Regions from separate parts of the Mus musculus genome. Here region 1 is linked to region 2. A link is a contact called in ENCODE Hi-C or POLR2A ChIA-PET data. All regions are on one chromosome and are shown on one strand. The core of a region is the stretch at or near the end of the contact, and the rest is flanking DNA. Distances in the headings are between cores, read along the strand shown. Region 1 has its middle 28 kb from the start of Slf2. Region 2 holds the start of Pax2 (paired box 2).

Region 1 (7,045 bases), core at 4,463-6,962, 140 kb before region 2:
TTCTTGTTGGCAGTGGTATTTACTGGTGTCCAATAGAGTGACAGAATATAGGAAGCTCAGTCTGGCTCAGTAGGCATTTGAATGCGATAGGACAAGCATTTTAAAGGGGCTGCCTTTAAAGTACCCAAGCAGACCACGAACCCAAGATCTTAATTGGAAGAAACTGTAGATAAATCCTTGAGGCCAGTGTAGTTGGATTAGGTCCACTGAACTCCGGAAGAGAGACAGAAGCCAGTAGGGAAGCGGGACAAGGAAATACCTTTCTGTCCAGAGGCCTAGAGAGTACCCCCATCCGCGGTACAGAGCAGGCTTGTCACAAATCCCAGATCTGGGGACCAGGTCCTCAGAAGAGCCTGCATGGTAGGTTCTGGCAATGGAGTTGACCTCTAGCTGAAGCTAACACATGAGCGTGCTCTGTAGCCAAGCGGCAAGGAACTGAAAGTGGGGAGCCAGGAATTCTGGGTATCCAAAAGAGACCTGGTACTGGGAATTGTGGGGAGGCTCATCTGGGTTGCCAGATGACAATCAGGGAACTCGGGGTCTCCCCCTTAAGGTTCTTATTAATAAAATAACAGAACAGACTCAGACAGAAGCTTGAGGACAAAAGACAAGCCCGGGGCAGGCAAGTTGTAATCTCAGCAGTTGCCAGGAAGAGGAGACCGGAGGAGAGAAGAGGGAGGGCAGAGGCCATGCTCCTGCAGACAGCAGAGGTCAGCCAGACAGTTAGCCACAGGGCAGGGAGGAGGCTTTAGGGTAAGGAAACCCAGGGCAGACAGAGAAGAAAAGAAATTATACTTCTTTCCCCGCTGAGTAATTTCAAACAGCAGGCAAATTAACACAGCCTCATGATTGTGGCCCTGCATAAGCTACTATGGTAGAGGTTAGAGATCCTGGGAAGGAAAAGTATGTTATTTCATTGAAATGGCAAATTAGTTCACCTATGTCTTAGCATGACCTGCCTTCCTGGGCAATGGTCCCTTAGCCAGGCCAGAGATTTTAAGTTTCTTGACAAGTTTTCCTTCAATGGGCCGAAGATGCCACTCTGACAGATCTACCTTTCTTTTTTCTCCTTTCCTACCCTTCCATTTTTTTTCTTTCCTTCCTTCTTTTCCTCCCTCCTTTTCTGGGGTAGGGCGGGGAGGTTGGCTGCAGAGACTGAACCTAGTGTTCTGCACGTGCCAGCCAATTGCTTTACTGCTGAGCTCTAAATCCAGTCCTCTTTTACATTTTGAGGAAAAAAAAAAATCTAAGTGTCCCAGGATGTTGTCCTTGAACTCAATCTACAGCCCAGACAGGCCTTCAATTTGTGTTCTTCCTGCTTCAGCCCTCCGAGTAACCAGGATATCAGACCTGCACCAACGCTCTTGGAGTCCAGCCTCCTTTTTCTCGCAACAAACTTTTCTGGGACTCGATGAGAGTTATTCAGAAGAATTATCTGTGCTGTCCATCATCTGTTTCTCTCCTTTTGTAATTCAGGTTTTTTGGCTTTCCCCTCAGTTTCCTACTGAAGTACTTTCTGAACAGTCTCAACCTTGTCTGGACGCCAGAGATTTGCCCAGCTTTGGGCCAAGACAGGGGGCTCCAGGGCCCCTGCACATTTAGCAGGATGGGGCTAGCAGCTGTCTCAGCTGGATTTGCATGAAACAGCTGGTGGAGCCAGGGCAGAGAGAGGTGAACTCTCCAGAGAGGAAGAAAGTTGAGAAAGAAAAAGATGGAAGCAGCTGCAGTTGATAAGGTCTTCCCACCTGGACCCTTCCACGAAGAGGCTGCTGGGGCCTTTCCATGGTAGGGGTGGCTGATCTCTTCCATCACATAAGATGCTGGGGCCCTTCCAGTGCAGGGGCTGCTGGGGCTCCAGCTCTCTCTGCCTGGCTTTAAGCAGAGAATAAGCGAGCAAATAAGTTAAAGTGAAGCACTGTGGGCCTTAAACAGTGGCTGGGGACGGCGTCAGAAGTGAGGCTCTCAACTGGAGGCAGGGCAGATTTGCAAGGCTTAACAGCACCTGGGGTGTGTCTGGGTGTGAGGGGGGTGGTGGATTACACCCCTGCCTCTAGACCACGACTGTTTGGGGGGTTAGATCCAATCAGGGTACATGACATTCAGCTGAAACAGGAGAGAAGTAGAGGAATTTGGGCCTCCTCTGTTACTTCAGTAACCTGGAAGTATCTCAGAAATTTGTGAGTGGTTCTGGTTGTGCCCACTTGGAGCCTCCTTCCCCATTTCTACCTGTCTTACATGGGTGAGCAGTCATCTTTATTTTTTTCCACTTTAGAGGTGACATGGTAATCATGGGGAGACAATGAGGACTTAGCTTGTTGCTAGCTCGCCCTTTGGAAGGAAGGTTTGGAGGGTGTCAGTTTCCTCAGAAGTTCGGTGGGAGGACCTCTCTCATGTCCCACTAATACTCTGCAGTCTCAGGCCTGGTTCCTAGGCAGCGGTGGTTAAAGTGAAATCTTGATTCTCTTAGTAACTTGATGGCTTAGTTTAGGCCTCAGGTTGCTGTTCCATGAACTGCCTTGAAATTTAATCACCCAAATTTATTTCCTAGTGTGTTTTTCACAGTCTCCTCCTCTAAGCCCATTAGTCACCATCCTGAGACCTGACAGAGCAGTTATTGAAGGCCCCTGTAGTTCTTCACACTAGATTTAGGGGTGTTGGGCACTCTGCAGGCCGGCTCAAACTTGAGTCATGGTTGGGTGGTCTTCCCCTCAATCGACTGTGAATCTTTTCCGGGTCATCCTAGAGGCCCACAGGGAGAATACCTATCTCCTATCCTTCCTTCAACAGAGAGGTGGCAACTACTTCTAGGACCAGTGTTCCCAGGCTGGGAATTATGTTGTCTTCTGTTCCTGGTTATATCTCTTACATTGCCATCTTCAGTGTCCCTTTTAATAAAATGGAGAGAATATACACTTAAAAAAAAAAGTCTTACTTCTATTTTGAGACAAGGTCTCCTATATCCAAGGCTGTCCTCAAATTCCCTACGTAGCCAAGAAAGACCTTGAACTTCTGGTCTTCCTGCTGGGAAGTGCTGGGAATCCCAAGTGCTAGGATTCAGGCCACCCCACCATATATGGTTTATGTAGTCCTGGGGATCAAACTCAGGCTATATGAATATTATGTAAGCTCTCTACCAACTGAGCTACATCCCTAGCCCAAGAAAATATACTTTTTTCTTAAAAAGTGGGGTACAGAGACCAGCAAGATAACCCAGCAGGCAAAGATACTCACAAGCCTAGAGAACCAAGTTTGATACCTGGGACCCACAAAAAGGTGGAAGAAGAGAACCATCCCTTCAGAATTGTCTTGTGACCTCCATATATGCATGCCAACACACACTCCACACCAATCATAAATAAAAATTTTAATAAAGGGGTGCAAAACTAAACCAAACAAAAAGGGTGGTAGCATAGAGCCTAGCATGGCAGAACAGGATACCACAAATGTTAGCTCTCTGCTCTTTCACTTGGACAAGACCTTTCTCCTGGGATCTTGGACATCTTATTCATCTGTTTGGAAACATCTCTATAAACATTCATTTCAAGAATAGCTCCATAAATCAAGCGTTTGGCTGTCTCCTTCCAAGTGAGGTCTCTCCAGAGTAGAAGCTGGGAAGCAGCACGGTTGCAGGCACTAAGCAACAGATGGAAATACACAGCCAGCTGACAGGGACTCTGTAGAAGAGTCCTGACTGTGTGGCCTCCCCAGTCTGTCCCCTCCCTCACCCTGGTCTGGACACTCCTGCTCTGTGCCTGGCTGGCCTCCAGTAGGGCGTGACTCCATAGGGCTTGCTCCTCTCCCGCAGCTATGCTGGACCAGTTAAAGTTTATTCTGTAGAAACCTCCACCAAGAAGTCAAAAGATGAGTTTCCTGCTCTTAATAGATAATTTTTATTGGTTTTGCAATAAACGTATGAAATAGAAACAATAGCAATAAACCATCCCAACAAGAAATCGAAAGGCTCAGGCCTCCAAAGCCCTTCCTGCCTCTTCTTAATGAGTCTCTAATTTATAGAGCGGCCAGTGGGCCTACTTTTCTTTCCCGAAGCTTTGCAAAGTCTTCCATCTTGGAGGCCGGGGTGCTCTGGGTCTGGGTAGACTCATTTCCATAGGATTGCTGTAATGAAAGCTGAGACCTAGCAGAGCCAGAAGAGAGGATGTGGCACTGTCCCAGGCTGGATCTAGTCCTGTTTCTTCTGACATAGAGGGCCTCTCCTCTTTGGCTTCATGTTTGTCCCCAGAGAGTAGAATGGGAGAACAATTAAGTTAGGGTAGGAACTCGTATGGAAATAGCCAAGGGCCACAATTTAATTTAAATAAAAATGACATCTATTTAGTTTTTAATGTGTACGTGTGTACACTCACTCATGTACACACACACACACACACACACACACACACACACACACACACACATATATACATCTCTCTCTCTCTCTGTGTGTCTTGAGGAGGTACACAGTGCAGGTGTAGAAGTCAGAGAATAGCTTGTGGGAGTTGGACCTCTTCTACTGTGTGGGTCCTGGGGAGCAAACTCAGGTCATCGGGCTTGGCAGCGGGAGCGGTTACCCAGTGTGCCATCTCTTCAGGCACCACAGTTTAACTTCCAGAGAGCAGAGTGATGGGGGTAGGCATAAAAGACACCCAGAGGCTTAGCCAGGGGTTTTCACCTTTGAAGCCTGTACCTTTTGGAATGTGTAGAATATTTTCAGTTCAAGGTGTGAGTCTCTTCTCTCAAATCAGCATGCTGAACAGCACCAAGAAGAGGAAATATATTGATGTCTTTGTAGCTACTAATGAGACCTCCTCCGGGCATTTTTGGGGGGCGGGTGTGTGTGTGGGGGGTAGCTCAAGCAAGCTGGGAACCCTGGGTCTCTGCCCCACGGGGAGTTTACTTACTGGGTCACTGGCAGTGTCCAATGAGTGATAGCTAAAGTCAGGACTGTTTGCCCTGGGGCCTGAAGCTCAGGGAACAGGTTGCTTGTGTTCCTGATCATGCCTCAGAGGAGGTACAGGCCTCCTCAGGGCTCATGAAGAGAGGAGGGGAGGGGGAAAGGGAGGGAGAAGGAGAGGGAGGGAGGGAGGGAGGGAGCTAAGTGGGGTTTCCAATCCCACCCTTCAGGGACTGGATAGCTCAGGGTCTGGGTGGGTGGGAAAGACCCTGGCAGTCCGTGATGATGAGAGGGCACAGATGGTCTTAACTGGAAATAGTAATGCTTTCATTAATCATGGCTAGATTGATACTCCAAATTCCTTCCTGCTTGTCATCCTCTTCCGGTCCCTTCTTGCACTCTGGGCTCCTTCTGCCATGCTTTTGGGAGGTTGGAGTTGGGGGTGAACCTTTTCCGGGAATCTGTAGCTGCACCCCAGCTCACCCCCCTCACCCCACTTCCCCCCTCCTCAGTGGGCTCGAAGGAAAGACCGCTGACTTTGCAACCCACAGGCCCAGAATGTCCCCATCTATGGCACGCTGTTATGCTTCGAGGACACAGGACTATGAACTCGAAATTGTCTCGCCTTTGTCTCCTCCTGGCAGGTCTTTAGAGCTCGGGGAAACAGTGGAGCGGTACAAATCGCAGTGGCGTGGTAAAGCCCCCCTTACTCCTGATGGGCCTGCCTGACTCATATCCGTTTCCCTGGCAAAAAATAAGTTTTTGTTATTGCTGGCTTGGCAGAAGCACGGAAGAGTGCGCGAGGATCTACTGCCCCATGCATCACTGGCCAAATTGCCTGAGAAATCCCAGCTCCAGAACTTTTCATCGTTGGCTGTGATGTACTGAGCAGAACGGCAGCTCCATTTCCCCAGCGTGGCTCAGCGACGCTGGCACTTAGCAGATCCGCTCTGCTTGCAACTCCCAGCAAATATGGCCTTTCCTCTCCCTTCCCCTCCCCGTGGCCCTTTTTGCCCCTCACCCTTTATCTTTCCCATCCCCCTGTCTGCTCATCAACCCCCTCCCTGCTTCTACCCAACAGAGCCATAGCTGGAGAATCAGGAGGAGGCCCACAATGTCATTTCCCCATCACTCTGCAGACGATTCCACACTAATGTTCTTTTAATGCTGTGATGCTGCACTAATTAATAAGCATCCTGCACAGAGGCCTCGCTCAACTCTCCTCCCCTCTCCTCCTCTCCCCTCCCCGCCCTTCCCCAGCAGCCAAGGAGAAGGCCTCCTGCCTGACATCCTGGCAGGCTGGCAGCAGAGAAAGGATTTCACTCCTCTACCTGAGCTGCCTGATATTGCTATGAGAGATAACTGTATACGAACCAATAATCTAGCCTGACAATCCAATTTACTGACCAATAGCGCACAATCCACCATGTCATCGGCCGTGGGGAGGCCCATAAATTAGTTCCTAGTAATTTATTCTGATCAATAGAATGGGCAAAGTCACTTGTCTCTTTAATCAAAGGCCTCAGAGATGTCAGTGCGGGCTGCTGTGTGGGAGGGAGCCAGGGGGCCGTGGGTTCTTGGCACCACACCCCTCACCCCTAGCTCCCAGAGCCCGGCAGAAAGCCTCTAAATAGGGATGGTATGGGAGCTATCTGTGGTCCGGGCTGCCTATCTCAAGCAGAAACATGCTCTTCAAAGAAGCCAAGGGCAGGGGTGACCCAGATTGTGGTAAACAAGAGTTGTGCTGACTCAAAGGACATCATATCTCTTTGGAATGTTTAGAATCTTCCTCCCTATCACAGGAAGCCCCCAGTCCTTGTACTGGCTGTAAAGAGAAGATTCCCAGGCCGTGGGAATGTGCCTTTCCAAAGCCTGCTATGTAGATATTTTCCCACCAGGCCTTTGGAGGCTTAGCAGGACAGAAAACGAACTCTGAACTTCAGTCTTTCTCTGGGGCACTTTGCATCGAGAGAGGAAATCCACAGAACACAAGTTATCTGCCTTATCTGGCCCTAAGAGAGGTCGAGGTTCACACTCCAGCCCCAGGATGTCACACATTCTTGAGAGGGCTATTACCTGAGACATTCTTACTTGCCTGTTAGAGCAACAGCTTTCAGCGCCCACCCCCCCTCTTGGATAGCTCATGCTGTCATC
Region 2 (6,704 bases), core at 3,133-5,632:
GGGGGGGGGGGGATACCTCCTTTTCTGAATGTAGCTGCCTTCTCTTGAAGGGCCCGGGAGCTGGGTTACGCTAGCCAGACCCTATTCCACCCTCATTCCAAGTCCCAGCCATTACTTGAACGCCCTTCTCGAAAGGGGCAGCCAGCCCTTTAGATCCTTCAAGCCCTTTCCTTTCTTTCCTGTCTGGCACCTCGACTTTTAACTAAAACCTCAGCAGGGAAGGGAGGCAGCACCCGGCCCTCACCTGCCCAGGATTTTGCTGACACAGCCATGGCTGACCCGCAGCTGCCGGGAGATGTCACAGGGCCGCACACCCTGGTGGGCCAGCTCCACGATGCGCTGCCTCACCACGTCGGGTAGGGGCCGGCCGTTCACAAACACCCCCCCGAGCTGGTTCACACCCCCGTGCCCTGCTGGGGAGAGACAAGAAAAAAACACAACACCCCACACACAGCAGGGACCGGCCATTAGTCAGGGTCCGAGGCCCGCCACGTGCGAAAGGAGCAGGCAAAACTAAGGGGCATATCCCAGGACTGGGGGAGAAAGGTGGCTTGGTGGGCGGTCCGGATAGAGGATTATCTATCTTAGAACCCCGGCTAGCTGTAAGCTCGCACAAGCTGAGCTAGCGAAGAACCCGCCTCTCACACCAGTGTGCCGCAAAGGAGAAAGTGAGGGAAGCGTAGAGAAGCCAGGAGAGGGAGAGCAGAGCTGAAAAATGGAGAGGAATAAACGACAAAGGGGAAATAATGTTAACGGGGGATGACAGTAGAGATGTGGGGAAAAGAAGGACCGGACGGGGACAGCACTGCTGCGGACTAGAAACCCGCCTGCGCCGCAGGTTTGGCGCGGCTTGAGTTTCACAAGGGCTGGGAGCCAGATGGATTTGGAGGGTCGGGGTCTTCTTGACTCAGCTCAGCAGAGTCTTCAGCATAGAGGGAGACTAAAGCCAAACACATCCCGTTCACCTTCGCTGCCTAACTCTTCCTTCTCCCCTTGTACCTACTTCTAATTGTAATCATACTGTTTCCTCTTTCCCTGTTTTTCATTTTGTCTTTATCAGGAGTTCTTTCTTCCCTTTATGTTTTTGCTCTTCAGGTGTTTTGTACAATATTTTCCCTCTGCACCTCTAATGTCTATGGTGGAAAGAAATCCTGGTGGATAAGGAGCGGCAGAAGAGGTGGTGGTTCGGGATCGGCTGCGCTCAGAGACCGCGAGGCGGCGAAGATTCTCGCTCTTCCCGGCAGCCGCTGAAAAACGCCGGCTGCTGGGGTTCGCTTGCCTTCCATGCTGCACAAGGCTAGCCTCTCCCCCCACAGTCTCCCCTGAAGGTGGCTTGGTAGGGACCGCACCTGCGGACTTAGGACTCCGGGACTCCGCATTGCCAGTCTAAGCCAGTTCGGGACCCTCTGACCTTTCTCAGACCTCGGCAGCTGCCTACCAAACCCAACAGTAAGGGCGGATGCTCTGGCGGCCAGAGCAGAGCTCCTGGTTTCCCGTCCAACTGGGCGAGGGCTCCCAACCTGGAAGCCAAGAAGGCCCCCGGGTGTCAGGCTCAAGGCCGCTGCCGGGTGCCCCATTTTCTACGGCCTAAAGCAGCCCAGAAATCCTGCACCTAGAGCGATTAACCTGCAGCCGCAATTACTCAGCAACCCAGCCGCAGAGGCTTCTAGCGGCAGAGTCAGGCCAGACAAGGTCTACAACCTGCAGCCACTGCTCCGTGGCCTCCAGCGAGTTTCGAAGAAAGCGGGCGCATCTCGTGCCCTCTTTAAATCTCTCCCATCTTTTTATAGGGAGATAAAAAACAAGCTTGGGAGAAGAAACCCCTGGACAGAGGCCTCTAATCCAGTGGTTCCGGGAGGCCAGAACCTCTTATCTTACAACCCCCATCCCTATGGTCTCCCCATCTTTGGTCCCACTCCCCCACCCCTCTGCTCCCTACAAACCCGGACCATCAATAATTTAGGCCCCGGGAGAACTCGCGTTACCGGTATGAAAAGGCGGCAGCTGCGGGCAGATTAAAGATGAATAATTCAGCCTCACCGGGCTCCGGGCCCGGCCCCTCTGCCCTAATCTATGGGGTGGGGATTGCAACCGGGCACCGCTGGAGTTCAGGGCGGATGGGCTGCGGAGGATCTGTGCGGAACCGGGCCTAGAATGCGCAACTGCCGCTGGCGCAAACCCGGGCTGTAGCTGCTCGTCTCGCCGGCCCGTGCAGAGCCTCTCTCCCTTCCTTCGACCACCTTCTGCTCGCTTTTCTCCCCTTTGGGTTTCGAAGAGGTTCCCCGTCACTGGCCCCGATTGATGGGTCCAGGAAGCAATCCTCAAAAACCCCCGAGTGCTGCAGAGGCAGCAGGGCTGAGGCAGAGACCGGCCGCCTGGATGAACCTGCTTCATTCCCTCCGAAAAAGAGCAAGGCTTCCCGGCCGGCTGAGAGATTCGCAGCGACCCGAAGTCTCGCGTTTGGGTTTCCTTTACCTAGAAATTATTTAGGGAACTATATTTTATTGCAGGTGTTTTTTTTTTTTTATAGTCCCGTGAAGCTCAATATGTGCTTAGGAAACAAACAAAACACGGCTCCCTCTTGGATCGCGTTTTAAAGCACAAATCAGGCTAGGTCTAAAAGTTACCTTGTGGAAAGTTACAAATTATCCTTAATTATTAATCTATAGATGGGGAGGGCTTTTCTACTTAGAATATTATTTATCTTTTTAAGCAAGGGGAGATACCTGACAAATAGTTTTCGGAGCTAAAGAGCCGTTATGAATTAGATGCATTCAAATATCATTATGATATTTCCTCTATTCCTATTTTCTTATTTCTCTTCCCCAACATCCTTTTAATTTTCTTTCCTTGATTTTCCCCCCTCTTGGTTTGATTTCTCCTTCCTTTCTCCTCAGCCTTGGCATTTGTCTTTCTTTTGTTCTTTCCCTCTGATTATATCCATTCTTGCTGACCCCCTGGCCAGGGCGCTGGCTGAATGGTCCTCAACAGTGAGTGGAGACAGGCAAGGAAGTCTCTCGAGTGTACAGCATCCAGGTGCTGGCCTGGATGGCTCTACCTCTCTCCCTGACTTTGATTTCTTCTCAAAATCCTTCATTGTTTTTTTTTTAGAATGATCACTTCCCTAGGCAAAGTTAAAAAAAAAAAAAAAAGTGACCGGCCACTCTCCTGTTCCTAGCTAAAAGGGAAGGGAAGGGGGGGGGGAAGAGGTGAGGGTGGGAGAAAGGGTGGGACGTAGCAAAGCAGCCCCCCAGGAAGCCTTAACTAAGCCGAAGGGAACAAGAGGCGCCGAGAGCTTAGGCTCAGAAGGGGGTCACACCCCCAGGATCTTAGGCATAATTGTCCTGACACCAAGGCTGCCCAAACTAGGAGCCTCCTCACGATTACCCACAACTCTAAGTTTGAGGAAGGTAAAGATGAGGGAGGAGAGAGAGAGAGAGAGAGAGAGAGAGAGAGAGAGAGAGAGAGAGAGAGAGAGAGAGAGAGAGAACAGCCTGAAAACTACTGCCAATTAGTCCTTTAGTCCAGGGCAAAGACTGACTAGGGGGTGGGTGGCTGGAACCTGGGCCCAGGGTTATGGATCCCGAGAGGTAAGGAGGAGCAGGTGGAAGGAGCCGAGGGAGGTGAGACACTAGTGAAGGTAGAAAGGCAGGCAGAACCGTGAGTATGGCGTGGCAAAAAGCAGAACGGTGGCTGAAGGCGTGAGAAACACTAGGTAAGAGAAAGGACGAAAGGAGGGAGCAGGGAAAGGCCAGTGTGGCCTCTAGGGTGAGACCTGAGCGCAGGGGGCCGGACCGCGCTGGGGCTACATGGGGTTGGAACCGAGACAGGAGCCGGGCGCCGGTACTCACGGTGCATCGCGGAGAAGGGGTCTGCTTTGCAGTGCATATCCATCGGGAGGCAGAGGAGCGGGAGCAACGCGGCCGCCGCCGCCGTGTCGCCTCTCAAACTCAACTTCAGGACTTGAGGAGAAAAGGAAGGGACGGTGGGGGAGGGAGAGTGAGCGGGCGCCCGACTGCTGGGGGGCAAGCGAGGGCGGGGGACGCCGCGCCGCGCTCCACGCCGGGACTCCTCCGGGCCCGCTGGGGTTTGCGACCGCAGAGGCTGCAACTTGCCACCGTTGGGGCACGCGGCTGGGCAGTCAGCAACGCAGCCCCGGGGCGACTGGCTGGACCAAGGGGCACTTGGGGCGCATGGCTCGCGCGCCAGCTGCGGCCAGAGCTGAGGCCGGGTAGGGAAGACGGCTCACTCAGCTCCCCTGGAACCCGGTTGTCCGAGAGGCTCTGAACCAAGAGAGCTCAGGGCGGGGGCGGCCCGAGGGCGCCAGGAGGGGAGCCGGGCCGCTCCAAGTGCCGGCGAGTTGGCGAAGTTGGCAGAGAAGTAGCAATCCCCGGGATGTCCAAGCGGGCGCCCGCGGGAGGGGAGCGTGCGAGCCGGCCCCCGCCCCCGGAAAAGGCAGGCGCACGCCGCGGCGACCGAAGGGCCAGGAGGGAGGGAGGCAGCCTAGGAGCCGAGCGGCGCCCGCAGCGCTGGGCTGGCCCCAGGTGGGTTGCGGCTGCAAGAAGACTCGGCCGGAGACTGGAGCCTGGGCTCCCGGTGTGTGTCTCTCTAAAAGCTGCAAAGCCCCCTCCAGACCCCCTCCTCCTCCCCGCGCCGGGAGATGGATGACTTGTCAGACAAAGGCAATAGATTCCACCACTCTGTGATTCGCCAGCGCCGGAGCCCCGAGCTTCGGCAAGGAGGGCCCCGCGCCTGTCACTCCGGTGCTGGCGAGGGGAGGGCCCGGGAGGGGGGGGAAACGGGAGGGAGCAGCGGGTGAAGGAAGAGGGAGGGTGAGGAGCGGGCCAGGGGGAGGAGGAATGGGAGCCCCGGATTAAAACTACACTGAGAAACGAAACTCGCCGAGAAGATAAACGTTAGATAAGGATAAAGAGCGGCCAGCCTAATGAATATTCAGGCAACCACAGAGGGCCTCCGAGCGCGCGGCACTCCGAAGCCAGGCTCTCAGTCCTAACTCGCCCAGCCCTGCCATCCACCGGCCAATGCCCGCAAATCCCAGACGCCCGCGAGTCCGCAGCCCCTGTCCTAACTCGGCTACCCTTGCGCTGAGTTCCTTTCCGTTTCTCCCTGTGTCTTCCTTCCTCTCTCCCTTTCCCTCTGGTCCTTCCCTTTCGCCTTTTCCTCCTGTGGTACCTTCCCATCCACGCACGCATGATTCTCATTCCGGGGCAAAGTGCCCAGCAGTTTGTCCCCTCCCGTCCCACACGCGGTGGCGCGCACCCCCTCCCCGGAGTCTGGGCAGTCCAGACGCCTGGTTTGGAATCAAGCTAGAGGCCTCTGGCTAGAACCCACCTGCCTTGGTGGGACCCAACGGATGGTAGGAGAGCCAGGGAACTTGGCACCTGGACCCTCGGGTAGCTAGGGAAGGGACTGTGCCGGGAGACGGTGCGCAGCGGCTTGTCCGCGGCAGTGACAGAGGATGCAGAAGCCCAAGGCGGGACCAAGGCGTTCTCTTTCCCCGGCTGGGGAGAAGAGGAGGCTATGAACGCGACTGAGCGCCGCCCGCCGCCAGCTCTGCAGATCCCGAGCGAGCGCAGCTGGCGCAGCACGCCGGCCTGGCCCGGCTCCTACCAGAGCCGCTGGCCCAGTCTCTGCAGCCTGGCCCGCACTCGCTCCCTTGTTCGCTGGGGTCTTCTCGCACGCACTAAGCGAGAGAAGCCCTTTGTCTCCTAACTGGTTAAGTACAGAATATCCAGGAGATCTTTATGAAATATTTTCCCTAGTCTCATAAATCATCTTGGCACTTCAGCTGATGTTTTAACTCACCCCCCCCCCCTTTTTCGCTCCCTCCTCCCAGGCTTCCCTGGGTCTGAAAAAGGGCGGCTCCAGGAAGCTCAAGCTGAGAAACACAGCTTTCTTGCCCGGCGGACCCAAGACTCCTTGGTGTTGTCTGCAGCTCCTGAAGCCCAGAGGAAGGGCAATGAGTGTAGACAGTGCCCCTGTCCCTATAGCCAAAAAGCCTCGGCAGTAGATGGGGTTGGGGGAAGCACCCACTAGACTCTCAGCCCGTCTCAGACTGACTCCTACCGGGCATTTAGAACCGCCCACATTCTGGGTGAGTTTCAGGCCAGGCTCAGCTACACCGGATTCTGAGCTTTCCATTCCAAGGGGAGCTGGGTCGGTTGGGATCTGGGCCTTTGCCCGGTCTCCTGGAAATTTCCGGCTAGATTAATCCAATTGCAGAGTAACTGCTGGAAAGTAAGAAACTAAAAAATAAAAATAAAAATAAACCACCTTTCCATCTGCCCACCACCACCCTGTCCCCCACTTCCTTTGGTCTGAGGACTAGGTTCCCGTGGGCAGGAAGAGTAGGAGGTTCAGGGGTCCTGCCAGGAAAACCAATGCCTTCCTCTCAAGGCCTGTAGATGGCGCTCCCGGGTTTGCTTTGGCCAAATCTCACAACCTCACAACCTCAGCAACACGCACTAACTTCTCATAGGGAACAGAAAAGAAGTGTGTGTGTGTGTGTGTGTGTGTGTGTGTGTGTGTGTGTGTGTGTGTGTGTGTGTGTGTGGAAACAGAGTTATTTCAGCCTAAAAGGGTCAGCTCCCATACTGGGGAGCCAGAAGCTCTAAGGTGGTAGTAACCGCAGTAGCCTTATCTTCCTTTGAAGAAGCAATCAGTCCAGAATTTGAGGTGGGGAG

The links. A loop is a pair of places that touch in the nucleus more often than their neighbours do. ChIA-PET counts read pairs that join two places held with the same protein, here RNA polymerase II (POLR2A).
Region 1: a loop to region 2 is called in a map of mouse trophoblast stem cell, with 2.6 times the contacts of the local background. The contact joins the enhancer-like site here to the promoter of Pax2 in region 2. A Hi-C loop is called at or near these places in 14 of 37 maps with a recorded cell type or tissue (ES-E14, Patski, adrenal gland and 5 more). POLR2A ChIA-PET finds 5 or more read pairs at or near these places in 2 of 5 experiments (Patski and embryonic stem cell).

Annotation. Positions count from the first base shown.
Region 1 is chr19:44,899,163-44,906,207 of GRCm38, reverse strand. No RefSeq gene overlaps it. Among named protein-coding and RNA genes, the nearest start is that of Slf2, 28 kb to the left of the region's middle. Within about 2 kb of position 5,712, at least 1 of the 3 ENCODE cell types and tissues checked has a DNase peak (open chromatin) inside an H3K27ac peak, as active enhancers do; it is heart, where a contact is called at or near this core.
Region 2 is chr19:44,754,584-44,761,287 of GRCm38, reverse strand. Pax2 (paired box 2) reads right to left here and starts at 4,382. Exons shown (of 10, transcript NM_001368747.1): 1 at 3,852-4,382; 2 at 245-413. The coding sequence starts at 3,894. RefSeq lists promoters at 3,920-5,194, 3,920-6,704, 3,920-6,704.